2 separate regions of the Homo sapiens genome follow, and region 2 is linked to region 1. A link is a contact called in ENCODE POLR2A ChIA-PET data. All regions are on one chromosome and are shown on one strand. Each heading gives the region's core, a stretch centred on a gene start or an enhancer-like site at or near the end of the contact. The rest is flanking DNA. Distances are from core to core; before and after follow the strand shown.

What was found. ChIA-PET counts read pairs that join two places held with the same protein, here RNA polymerase II (POLR2A).
Region 2: POLR2A ChIA-PET joins it to region 1 with 14 read pairs in activated T-cell. The contact joins the promoter of MYCBP here to the promoter of PTPRU in region 1. POLR2A ChIA-PET finds 5 or more read pairs at or near these places in 2 of 52 experiments (HepG2 and activated T-cell).

The regions. Positions count from the first base shown.
Region 1 is chr1:29,232,475-29,239,335 of GRCh38, reverse strand. PTPRU (protein tyrosine phosphatase receptor type U) reads right to left here and starts at 2,814. Exons shown (of 30, transcript NM_133178.4): 1 at 2,619-2,814. The coding sequence starts at 2,691. RefSeq lists a silencer at 2,692-3,011.
Region 2 is chr1:38,867,737-38,874,597 of GRCh38, reverse strand. MYCBP (MYC binding protein) reads left to right here and starts at 1,250. Exons shown (of 5, transcript NM_012333.5): 1 at 1,250-1,307; 2 at 1,508-1,580. The coding sequence starts at 1,293. GJA9 (gap junction protein alpha 9) reads left to right here. Exons shown (of 2, transcript NM_030772.5): 2 at 1-529. The coding sequence ends at 47. All of the region lies in intron 1 of RRAGC-DT (RRAGC divergent transcript), which reads right to left. The region is part of intron 1 of GJA9-MYCBP (GJA9-MYCBP readthrough); the gene reads left to right. RefSeq lists an enhancer at 1,694-2,216.

The DNA.
Region 1 (6,861 bases), core at 1,565-4,064:
AAGAACACAGCAGAATAAATAACTACCAGGTTTGCAAGGCTGAGAAGGCATCACACACCGCCCCTACCCGGAAGCTCCGGAGCCATTCAGGGAGCTGGGCTGACTCTGTCCAGACTGGGGACAAGGGGTATCACATCTATTCTACTTGGGCTTCTGAGTTCATCTCTAAGAATAACAAAGGGGGCCAGGAACTTTACAAGTGAGGTGATTTGCCAGACATCACATGAATAGCAAGTAGCAGAGGCAGAATTTGACACCTAATACCCCAGCTTTAAATCACAGCCTCTGTCTGGGGCTTTGCAACAACTCTCAAATCCATTTTTTGTTCCCTGGCACTCACAGACAGAGCCTTACTTTACAAGGTACTTGGTATCTACCAAAAGTGCCATACACCATTATCATGATGGCTATGAGGCAGAAGAGGAAACTGAGGCATCAAGAATGGGAGTAACCTGCTCTAGGCCTCACTCCCAAACTTCAGTTCCTGACAGTCCTCCTGCTGGCAGGGCTTGGGGCTTGTGAGTGTTCTTGAAATCAAAGCGATGGTGGTAGGAGCGGGGATGGGGCGCATACAGAACCCCGCGGGTTTGATTTCACGGTGGGAGAGGGAGGCAAAGTTGCCGCAGGACATGGGGGAGAAGTTGGGGAGGATGGGGTGGGAGGTCGCCTTGGGCGTCCTTTCGGGAACGGGGAGGTCAAAGCTAAAGCTGTGCCCTATGGCCCCGGAGCTGCAGGGCGAGGCCCAAGCGCTGGCCAGTGGCCGGCGCGAACGCTGGAGCCACAGGAGTTCCGGCCCGAGACACCGGAGCCAGCAGCAGGGCCGCGAACGCGATGCCGGGGAGGTCAGTTGTCTGCGGCTGGCGACCGTGAGGAAGCGGCTCCGCTCCAGCACGTGTCTCGGCTCGGATCCCGCCCCGGGCGTCTCCCGGCTACCCGGAGCCCGCGGAGCAGCCCCGCCGGTGGCGAGGGCGGGGGAGGTCACCCGGAGCAGGGCCCCGAAACTCCGCGGGAAGGGGCCGCGGTCTAGGATCCCAGGCCTCAGGGTGGGATGTGGAACACGCGCACGCACACACATCCGACACACCGTCCACACTCCGACGAGCACACGGACACACAAACACAGGCTCCGTATACATACATTCAGCTGCGCGCACACACACACGCGCACGCACACCAAAGACACCAGACTCCGAAACACACCCGGAGAACGCGACCACACAGCAGACAAGCGCGGAGCCACACGCTCACACTCACGCTCACACTCAAGCACACACCTGGCGGTCCCGGCCGGCCGGGAGGCCGCACAAAGTTGCAGGCTCCACCAAGGGAGTGTCCCGGGAGGCCCGGGCGTCCCCCGCGCGTCCTGCGCGCCAAGGGAGGGGGCGCCGTCCCCCGGCGGCGAGCCAGGCCCTGCCCGCGCCCGGACGTCGCAGCCCAGCCCGGGGACAGCCCCCGCCCGGCCGCCCGGGGCGCAGCCGCGGCCCGGCCACCGCAGGAGCGCCCGCCGGTCCGGCCCTCCCCTGCCCGCCCGCCGGCCCCTCGCTGGGGCCCGCTGGCCCGGGCGCCCCGCAGCCCCGGCGCCGCCTCGGATCAGCCGCCCGCCAGCGCCGCGCGGAACTTGCGAAACAACAAACAGTCCGACATGCCCGAGGCGGCGGCCGCGGGGCCCGGTCCTCCCCTGAGCCTCGGGCCCTGCCCGACCCGGGCAGCCCAGGGGGCGCCGCCGCGACAACTTGTTCCGGCCCAGCGCGCCACACACGCGCACACGCACACGCGCGCACACACGTCCTGCCACCGCCCCCTCGGGCGGCCCCGGGACCAGGGCACACTCGCAGCCGCGGCCCAGGCGCGCTCCACACTCGCAACATTCCTGGACGCGCAGCCAGCACACACGGACACATTCGCACACACTCACATCCGTTCCAGACTCGCTCCCACACACGCATTCCCGGCACACTTGGCATTCACTCGGACCCACGCGGCCCCCGGCAGCACACACCACATACCCTAGACACTCCCCACACGTACACAGCGCACGGACACACACGTTCCGGACCCGTTCCCACGCCTTCACACATGTACACGGATCTCAAAAGCACACACGCCACACACGCGTTCCCGGATCCACACTCAGGCGGGATCCAGAGAGCACCCTTGGCCACAGGCATAACACAAACACACAACCCACTCGCAGACACAAAACAAACAGCACTCCCGGCCAGGCATACAAAATGCAAACAAATGCAACACATTAGCAGATACAACTCCCGCAACACAACCAAACTCAGATGCACACACAACCCACTTGGCCACACAAACACTACACACTGGCAGACCCACAAGACACTCAGCGCACACCCAATGCCTCGATGCACACAACATTCACCCCCAACATACTCGCCGACACACATCACCTTTTCTTGCGCACAGAACTCACGGACACACAACATTCGCAGTCACGCAACACCCCGGGCACACAATCGCCCATCCTACGCTCAGACACACACAGGGAGCACGCTCGTAACGCCCGGTCACTCAACACTCACACTTTCTTCCGAGCTACGCCACGGGCCCCGAGGCTCGGCGGGGCAGGCTCGGTCCGGCCGCCGCGCGCTTACCTGCCGGAGTCTCGGTCTCCGGCGCGCAGAGCTGGAAGGTGAGTGCCAGCACGAGCGCCTGGGCACGGGCCATGGTTGGAGCGTCGCCGCCCGTCCCGGGGCCCGGCGCGGGGGACGCCGCCCCCGGAGCCCGAGCCCAGCCCGAGGCGAGCCGGAGCCCGAGCCGGAGCGGAGCGGCGCGGCGCGGAGCGGGACTGGCGCCGAGTCCAGAGCGCGAGCCGGAGCAAGCGGGGCGCTGACGTCAGGCCCGGCCGCGGGTTCGGCGGTCTCGCGGCGCTCCCTGCTGGCCACGGCGGGTGCTGCAGCGGGTCCGGCCGCCCGCTAGCCCTGGCGCGCCCCTCCCCCGCTCCCGCATCCTCCCCGCCATGAGGCCCCGCGGCTGGGTCTGGACGCCCACGGACGTCTCCACGGACCGGGCACCAACACTGCCAGGCGAGCACGCTCATGGCCCACGCCTAGCTCCCGTACAGCGCTCTCAGGGACGGTGACCCAGGGACACCCGGCCTCTGTCCCATCCGATGCCTGAATCCCTTGTACCTTGGCGCCTTCAAATGCGTGTTCTACATACCTCCAGGAACAGGGCGCTCATCACCTGGCCAAGAGCGGTTGTTGGGGCTTTGGAAACGCCGGCTTTTAGAAAGTTTTTCATTTCATGACGTGCAAGTCTACCTCCCTCACTAGCCCTCACTGGTCCTACTCTACCTTCTGGCTACACAGGTTAAATGTATTTGGGCCTCTACCCAGAACGAGCCCTCGCACTATGATCTGCAAACTCGTTGCTCATTACTATGTAAGACCAGGTACCTTCTATGTGTTTAACCCACATGGACTCATTTAATCATCATATATTAGGTATGCAATAATTATACTGCATAAATACTGTTATGCAACAGTATTTGACAGCACCGAGATTTGAATCAAAGTTGTTTGGTTTGAATTGAATAGGGGCTGAGACCTTCCTCCCATCTGGACACCTATTCATTCAACAAATATTTATTGGGGTCTATTCATTTATTCAACAATTACTATAGGCCAGGGTAGAGATATAAAACAGACAAAAATTCCCTACTCTCATGGACCTTACATTCCAGTGGGAAGACAAGAACAGTAAACAACCAAAAAAACAAAAACAAAAAAGCAAACCCTCTGGTGTACGTCCTTTATCACTGTCTCATACACCAGGAAATTTGGGGGTGGTGGGGGGACAGGGAAGGGAAGGGGAATTGTTGCAATTTCAAATAGAGTGCGGGCTATATGATGAGTTCATTATCTGTCTCCACCTCTAGAAATGAGCTCCCTTGGGAAAAGACTCATCTTGTATTTCCGTGCCCAGTATATGGCATGTTTTTATTATTTTATTTTATTTTATTTTATTTCAAGATGGAGTTTCACTCTTGTTGCCCAGGCTGGAGTGCAATGGCGCAGTCTTGGCTCATTGCAACCTCTGCCTCCCAGGCTCCAACAATTCTCCTGGCTCAGCCTCCCAAGTAACTGGGATTACAGGTGCCCACCACCACGCCCGGCTAATTTTCGTATTTTTAGTAGAGACAGGGTTTCACCATGTTGGCCAGGCTGGTCTGGAACTCCTGACCTCAGGTGATCCACCTGCCTCAGTCTCCCAATGTGCAGGGATTACAGGCGTGAGCCACCGCGCCCGGCCTCTGGCACGTAATTGATGCTCAATAAATACTGACTGGATGGAATGAATGAAAGGGAAATGGTCCTAGCCTTCATGAATCTTACATTCTATTAGGAGAGCCCAACAGCAAACATGTACATAAATATATCATTACCATCTAAGATATGCAAGCTAAAGGAAACGAGGGAGTATAATGATAAAGAACATAGGGAAGGGGCATCTCCTTTAGATAAGTGGTCCAAGAGGGCTTTGCTATAGAAGTGACATGGTGACATTTGAACTGAGACCTGAAGTATGAGAAGGAGCCAACCTCATGCAAATCAGTGGAGAGGAACATTGCAGTCAGAGGGGACAGCCTGTGCAAAGGCAGGAGCTGGTGGGTACAAGCAGCTGCAAGGAAGCCGGGCAGCTGGCATGGAGTGAGTCAGGGGCAGAAGGGAGCCAGGTGCAGCTAGACAAGTCAGCAGGGTCTGTAGGTCAGGCAAGAAACTATGAGCAAGGAAGGGGCTTGAGGTTCAACCCTAAGAGTAATTAATGGGAGGCCACTGAAGTGGAGTAATTAAGCAGAGGAGTAATAAGGAGTAATAAGTTCTGATCTCTGGGTTTTTTTTTTTTTGTTTTTTTTTTTTTACAGCTCCAGCTATAAAGACTGCTGAAGTAGGGAAAGCCATGGGCAGATGGGTCTGACCACTGGGCAGTGACACTGAACAAAGCGTAGGAGTTCAAGGTATATGTAGGCCCTCCCTGTGCCCTGCCCCTCCTAGCTGGCTTCATGCTGAGATGGACACACCTTGAAGCTGCCCTGGGGCTGGAGGAGGTATCGCTGGGTTGAGAGTTCCTGGGCTCTTGGTCTCCTCTCTTGTGAGAGCTGATGAGCTCCACACTGAGTTAGGAAAGGGACCAAAAGACACAGCAGGCAAGAATTAGACACAGATAATTAAATAGGGAGAGGGAGGCAGAAGCAAGAAGAAACCAAGGGGAAACCTTAGGGAAGAAACTAAGATACAGAGACGCTGGAGCAGAGAGGAGCCAGAGAGGCCCACCCAGAAAAGGAAACTCAAGGAGAGAAAACCAGTGAACAGAAGAAACAACCAAGGGTGCTGTTTGCAGAGGGCTCTTGAGAGAGCCTCAAAATAGGAGTTTTACCAGTGATCCCATTTTACGGGTGTGGAAACTGAGGTTCAGAGAGCATATGACACTTGCCTAAGGTGACACAGCTAGTAAATAGACGGCGGGCCCTAGATTTGAACCCAGATCTGACTGATTCCACATCCCTTTGCCCTTTGTGCAGGGGAAGATGGCAGAGACTATAATGGAGGGAGAAAGAGAACACAAGCAACAGGTAGACAGATGAGAAGAGGACTTTCTGCTTTACTTTTAAAAGACCACAAACTTCAGCCGGGCACAGTGGTTCACACCTGTAATCCCAGCATTTTGGGAGGCAGAGGCGAGGTCAGGAGTTTGAGACCAGCCTGACTAACATGGTGAAACCCTGTCTCTACTAAAAAAAAAAAAAATACAAAAATTAGCCAGACGTAGTTGCGGGCACCTGTAATCCCAGCTACTCAGGAGGCTGAGGCAGGAGAATTGCTTGAACCTGGGAGGCGGAGGTTGCAGTGAGCCAAGATCGCGCCATTGCACTCCAGCCTGGGCAACGAGCAAAACTCTGTCTCAAAAAAAAAAAAAAAAAAAAAAAAAGACCACAGACTTCTATAATCCTTGAGAGAAGAAGGAAGAAGGAAATTCCTGGCCTGGAGTGACCAGCCCAAATCTAGGGAAAAGGAGATGGCACCACAGACCGTTCTAGGCCATGAGGAAATTCAATTACCTGCAACTCATGGAATATTTATGACACCTACCCTGTGCCAGGCTCATATCGGGTGCTGGTGTTATGGAGATAAACCAAACATGGCTCCAGTCTTGCCTGGAGGGGAATAAATAAGAGACGATGTACTAAAGGCCATAACACAGCTCCAGGGAAAACACAAAGGCAGCAGCAGATGACCTAGGGAGTTTTGAAACATCAAAGAAATGACATCTGAACCTGGAGTTTCCGAGGCAGGGAACAGCATTTCAGGCAGAAGGAGTGGCCTGAATAAAGGCACAAGACACACTGGGGAAGACGGGTATCAGATGCAGCTGGATCACAGGCTATGCACGGTCCAACAGGAGAAGATGAAGCTGGAAATGCAGTGTGGGAGTCAGAGTGCAAAGAATCTTGAATGCAAGTCCAGGAAATTGGACTTGAACCCCTCAGTCAGTAGTTCTCAAACTATGCCCCTGCAAGAACCCAGATGGCCTAGACTAAAAGTGAGGGCTATTGGGATGCACAGGAGGCTAAAGTCCAGCCCCAAGGAGGAGGACTTGCTGGATGATTCTTCAGGCTTCCTGACTGGGCTCCCCAGAAATTCAGAGGAGCCAATTTGGTGAAGAAGAGAATGTCGACATCTCAATGTCACCTAGGGAGTCTTACAACAGAAGGTTACGTTGTACTTCCCAGTTCAAGTAAGCCTATGTGTCACTGGGGAAAAGGGTAAGCAGGACTGGTCATCGTGTGTGTGCTGGCACATAAATGTGGGGCCAAGCCTTTCCCCCACCATGGGA
Region 2 (6,861 bases), core at 1-2,500, 9.6 Mb before region 1:
CGAACAATCTCATTGGTAGGCGGGTTCCCACAGATCTTCAGATCTAAACAGCGGTTGGCTTTTAGACATTATATATATTATCAGAGAAGTAGCCTAGTGGTCGTGGGGCACAGAAAAAATAGATAGGGGCAGCTCTAAAGACCAGCTGTTAAGACAGACAACTGCAAACTCATTTAAGCAAGAGAAAAACAGCTCTAATTCGAGATTGTGAAGCAACACTTCTAAATTCAAAGACATAGAGTTGTCAAATCAGGATTTTTTTTTTTTTAAATGATATCCTTTCGAATGTAACTGATTTTGGGAAAATCACATGTTCAGAATTGAGGCTAAATGGTTTGATCAGGTTTTCTCTTTGAAGAGACCACAGCCTTAGGAAATGGTTCTTGATCTATACAATTCCACCTTGGACACTGGGTTAATTCTGTTTGCCCCTGGAACACAATCACGTAAGTTTCCTTCTAGACTGGCATCCTGATGTGTCTTGAGTATAATCACATGTTGCTACCTAGTAAATAAAATCTTAAGAAGATCCGTGGCTTTCCTTCACCAGTTCATAGCATCGTGATTCATTGCCCGGATTGGACTCGACTCTACTCACTGGACATCTAACCACTCCACTTAATTAACAATACCCACCCTACAGGGGTGTTGTAAGGATTAAAATTTAAAATACCCGTGTTTTCTACAGTGCCTGGCTCAAAAGCTACTGCAAGCTCGTTACTGCTCATCCTCCAGAGGCCCACATCAAGTCAGCCACGACTCAAGGAGACTCCAAAGATAAAAGCTGAAGCCAAAATATATGATTCTAAACACCCTCCTCGGCTACTGCAAAGCACTGTGAGCACTTTCTCAGGACGAGAGCCAAGAAGCCCAGCACCTATGGGTCACCACAGTTTCCGAGGTCCCAGATGAAAAAGATGCGCTCGCTACCACCGTGCGGCGGTCCTTTCTCTCGCAATAGTCTCAATGCTCCCGGGCCCTGCCTCCGGACGCCAGGACAGAGGTACCAAAATCTCACCTCCTGCAAAGAAACCTAATTGCTACGGGGGCCGGAAGAGGAAGAGGTGCGGCTCCGACAGCCAGAGGGGCGGGCATACGCAGCCTCCCTCGGCTCAGCCTGCTACTGGGGATGCAGAGCGTCCTGGTCGCCATGAAAACAGGCCACACCTCGGCGATCCCGGCCGGTGGTTTGCAAGTGCGCAGGCGCGCGCCCCCTTCCGCGCATGAGCAGTGCTGCTCCCAACCCGCCAGTCGCGGTCTCCGGCGCCAGCTACGCCGCTGCCGCTGTCACTATGGCCCATTACAAAGTGAGGGGGGCGCGGCGTGGCTGGGGGCATGCGGGCGGTAGCAAGCCGCTGGTCGGCTCTGGGTGGGAGTGGGGTCGCGCGCGCAGGTTTGGGCGGGAGGGCCCCGAGGTAGTGAGGCGGAGGCGGGGTTGCCGGACTCCCAGCGCCTTCTTCCTGCTCGGCTCCCGGGCTCTGGCCACTGACCCCCGGTGTCTCTTCAGGCCGCCGACTCGAAGCGTGAGCAGTTCCGGAGGTACTTGGAGAAGTCGGGGGTGCTGGACACGCTGACCAAGGGTGAGCCTGGGCTAGGAGAGGGTACCTCGTGCCCTCGTCGTGCTCCCCGGCGCTGCCCCGTTCCCCAGCGGGCCGTAGCGTGGGGAAGGAGGGGAAACAGATGGGGCCCGTCCGGGGTCCAGCGAGGTGGGCCTCGGGGTTCAGCAGGGACCTGGCTGCTGGACGCCGCCCGGGTGGGGTAGCCTAGCTCCGCTACCCTTCTCCGCACCGGGAGTGAAACTCTTGCAGCTGTTGCAAAGTCTCTTCAACTTCCGTTGCTTTGCCTCCAGCAGCCGCAGTGGACATGTTTGCCAAGGACCTTCAGATCCCAATTCCTCCCACCTTACGGTTTTTATGGAGTCCTCAGAATCTTGTTAAGAAAGTTTCCCTCCAACAAAGAGCAACTGGAAAAATGACCGAATTTCCAAGTGGGCTATGAAGTAGCTGAGTGAGCCTAATCCCCAAAGTAGGAGATTCATAGCGAATTTGGCTGTGGCTTTTCAGCCCCCATTCCTTAGTCTGTCTGTGTCAATTCTTATTTTGTGTATATTTCATAAAGTAGAATTACAGCTTAAAGAGCTCGAGGGCATATCAAGGTGGTTACATTGTTTTCACTTTTTAAAATGAAAGCTTACTGTTAACGCTGTATCTCTTCATTCGTGGCTTCAAGATCTAAGTTAAGTAGATGAGTAAAGTGTTGGAAACAGGAGGATTTCAAGGGGTAGGGTACAGTTTACTTTATTGGCTTAGCACTAATTTGAATGCCTGCTATGTGTCACTCAACTCACTGGGATATTCAAGGGTGTAGAATGGAATTGTTCGCAGGGATGAGGACTTGGGTCATATGAAACTAGGAAGTTTGGGAAGTGGGAAATAAATTGGTAACTGCCCTTTGGACAGAAGCAAAGTTTAGAGGAAAATTCTAGGAGCATAACTCCTGGGTCTTAGAAGAAAGAAGGCTAGTAATTTTGAATTGCTACCTATTTGGGGTTCAGATAATAGTTTACCTCTTTGCAAATAAACTTCAGCAAGTCTTAAGGGACTACTCTGTGAAAGTACTGTGCTATGTTGTCTCTGAAAGTGTCACAGATGCTTTGAATGTCATTCCGTCTAAAAACTCCTTACGTTCATTTCTTTCATTTAATAATTTTACTCAGGTGTCTGTTCTGCACACTGGAGATAAGCAGGGGAGGATAAAAGTCTCGGCTCTCATAAGCTTATATCCTAGTTGAGGGAGAGAAATACATAAATAAATATGTAGTGTCAGCTAGTGGTAAGTGGTACAGATAAAAATACAGCAAAGTTAGGGATAAAGAGTAACAGGTGAGGCCAGGCACGTGGCTCATGCCTGTAATCTCAGCACTTTGGGAGGCTGAGGTGGGTGGACTGCTAGAGGCCAGGAGCTCAAGACCAGCCTGGGCAACATGGCAAAACTCCCATCTCTTAAAAAAAAAAAAAAATTGCTGGGCATGGTGTGTGCCTGTAATCTAGCTACTGTGGAGGCTGAGGTGAGAGAATCACCTGAGCCCAGGAGGTCAAGGCTGCAGTGAGTTGTGATTGTGCCACTGGGCAACAGTGACACTCTGTCTCCAAAAAAAAAAAAAAAAAAAAGTGACAGGTGGGATGTGTGTGTCATTTTATATAGGGTGATGGGGGGAAGGCCTTTCTTAAGAAGTAATTTTTGACCAGAAACCTGAAAGAAACAGAGTTTCAGGAAGTCTAAGGAGGCCAGAGTGGTTGGATGGAGCAAGTGAAAGACTGAATGGTAAAAGGCAGAAAAATGACAGTTGTAGGCGGTAACTGACTACACAGAAGATGTTGCCCAGGCTGGAGTGCAGCGGCATGATCTCGGCTCACTGCAACCTCCACCTCCGGGTTCAAGCGATTGTGTTGCCTCAGCCTTCCAAGTAGCTGGGATTACAGGCATGTGCCACCATGCTTAGCTAATTTTTTGTATTTTTAGTAGAGAGGCGGTTTCACCACATGGGCCAGGCTGGTCTTGAACTCCTTACCTCAGGTGATCCGCTCACCTCAGCCCCGCAGAGTGCTGGGATTACAGGTGTGAGCCACCGCCCTCCACTAGAATTTAACCTCTCAATCTCCTTAGATTTCCAGGCTCCTAAATAACATCAGCCAACACAGTATTGATGTGATTTATTAAAAATTTGATTTTCAGCTCCAAACATAGGTGCTTTACACAATTCTATTTGTTTTTTTTTTTTTTTTTTTTTTTTTTTTTGAGACGGAGTCTCGCTCTGTCGCCCAGGCCGGACTGCGGACTGCAGTGGCGCAATCTCGGCTCACTGCAAGCTCCGCTTCCCGGGTTCACGCCATTCTCCTGCCTCAGCCTCCCGAGTAGCTGGGACTACAGGCGCCCGCCACCGCGCCCGGCTAATTTTTTGTATTTTTAGTAGAGACGGGGTTTCACCTTGTTAGCCAGGATGGTCTCGATCTCCTGACCTCATGATCCACCCGCCTCGGCCTCCCAAAGTGCTGGGATTACAGGCGTGAGCCACCGCGCCCGGCCTCTATTTGTTTTTACTTTTTATTTTTTTTGAGACAGAGTCTCACTCTGTCACCCAGGAATGCCTGGCCTCAAGTGATCCTTCTGCCTTAGCTTCCCCAAGTGTTGACGTTACAGGCGTGACCCACTGTGCCCAGCCTCACAAATTTAATTTACATATATATATTTTTTCGAGACAAGGTCTCTGTCGCCCAGACTGGAGTGCAGTGGTGCAGTCATGTCTCAGTGCAGTCTTAATCTCCCAGGTTCAAGCAATTCTCCCACCTCAGGCACCCAAGTAGCTGAGACTACAGGCACGCACCACCATGTCCGGCTGATTTTTAATTTTTTTTTTTTTTTTTTTTTGAGACGGAGTCTTGCTCTGTCACCCAGGCTGGAGTGCAGTGGTGCGATCTCTGCTCACTGCAAGCTCCGCCTCCCGGGTTCACACCATTCTCCTGCCTCAGCCTCCCAAGTAGCTGGGACTACAGGTGCCTGCCACCATGCCCGGCTAATTTTTTTTGTATTTTTAGTAGAGACGGGGTTTCACCATGTTAGCCAGGATGGTCTCAATCTCTTGACCTCATGATCTGCCTGCCTCGGCCTACCAAAGTGCTGGGATTATAGGCGTGAGCCATCATGCCTGGCCAATTTTTTTTTTTTTTTGTAGAGTTGGGGTGTTGCCCAGGTTGATCTCAAACTCCTGGGCTCAAGCAATCCTCCTGTCTTGGCCTCTCAAAGTGCTGGAATTTCAGGAATGAGCCACTTTGGCCTAAATTTTTACAGCTTATTTCCAAGATGATTTGAAATAGTTTATAACATTAAAACACTATGAAAGGATGGCTAAAGATGATAAATCATTTGGAAGCTGAAGCATTTTAGCTATTTTGAGCGCTATATCAACCTCTAAAAATCCTGGCTGCGAAGGCAAAAAGGGGAGCATGATTGGGTATAGAGTTCTTGTCTGATTACAAGGAAGTGCATTTCATCTATAGAACAGCACAGGAAACTTTGTATTTACAGTATCTTCTGCAACTATCAACCTTTCAAGTACCAGTGACAAATGAGAAGCTGAAAGAAATGGGGTGGGGGAATAAGAGGAGGAGAGAGTAGAGTATTAATATTCATGTCTTATAAAATGAGGATTTGGCCAGGTGTGGTGGCTCACACCTGTAATCCCAGAACTTTGGGAGGCTGAGGTGGGTGGATCACCTGAGGCTGGGAGTTCGAGACTAGCCTGACCAACACAGAGAAACCCCGTCTCTACTAAAAATACAAAATTAGCCGGGCATGGTGGCACATGCCTGTTATCCCAGCTACTAGAGAGGCTGAGGCAGGAGAATCGCTTGAACCTGGGAGGCGGGGGTTGTGGTGAGCCAAGATTATGCCATTGCACTCCAGCCTGGGCAACAAGAGCAAAACTCTATCTCAAAAAAAAAAACAAAAAAAAAAAACCAAATGAATTTCTCAAAAAATAGTGATTTTTTCATACTGTATATTATTTTGGTAAGTTATTAAAACTCTAAAAGAACAAAAGGGAAGTATGTAAGTTGGTTTACAACAGGACTTAACTTGGGGTCTAGATATCTATCACTGTTTTTTTGTTTGTTTGTTTTGTTTTTTTGTTTTTGAGACAGAGTCTTGCTCCATCGCCCAGGCTGGAGTGCAGTGGCACGATCTCGGCTCACTGCAAGCTCCGCCTCCTGGGTTGACGCCATTCTCCTGCCTCAGCCTCCTGAGTAGCTGGGACTACAGCCGCCCGCCACCACGCCTGGCTCATTTTTTGTATTTTTTAGTAGAGACGGGGTTTCACTGTGTTAGCCAGGATGGTCTTGATCTCCTGACTTCGTGATCTGCCCGCCTTGGCCTCCCAAAGTGCTGGGATTACAGGTGTGAGCCACTGCGCCCAGCCACATTTTTTTTGTGTGTGTTTACTTTTTTTGCTTTTATTAGATTTTTCAAAGGGTTCCATGCACAAAAAGGCCAACCACTGATTTAGAGTTTTTTATCTAAGTAGTAAATTCTAGGAGGAATTTGTTCCATAGATGAAGAGCAAGGCAGTGCTCATATGAGTGATTAGATATGAAACCACTCAAGTATATCTTATTTTAATGTTGATTTGAGCATGTTGACTACTGGTAAAGTTTTTGGTTGGTGGTTATTTAGCAAAACAAACTTAATTTTTAAGACCATTTTTGAATTCAGAGCTTCTTCCGGTAATTACCATAGTCCTGTTGATTCTTTCCTAAATTCTCGAATTTCTTTCTTCTCACTGTTCTCTCACTCCCATCACTCTACTGCAGGTTGCTGTCTTTTTAAACTGGATTACCACATCAGCCTTTTAACTGTTCTTCCTGTCTTTATCCTTGTCCCACTCCAGCTGGTCCACATAGCAGTTAAGAGTGGATCCTGTCACTCCCTTCCTTTAAACTGTTTAATTATGTGCCAACCAAATTTGCATGACTCTCCCTAATCTGGCCATGACCACCTTTCCAGCTTCCTTTCCTGCCAAATTACATCTCCAGCCATACTTGAATTTTCAGTTCCTCAATACATTGTTTTCTTGCTCCTGGGCCTTCCCATTTTATCTGAAACACTCAACCCCTAGGTATCAGGTCTTTGCCTTCCTTTAGGAAGCCTTCCCTGATGTCCTAGGTTTGCTTAGGTGTTCTTCCAGTGTGCTACTGCAACCCATTATCCAGTATTCCTGCTTGATACCCTCTGTCTAGTTCCTTGCATATCTTTTATGCTTGACTGTAAATTTGTTGAGAACAGGGACCTTGTCTGTCTTGTTCAGCA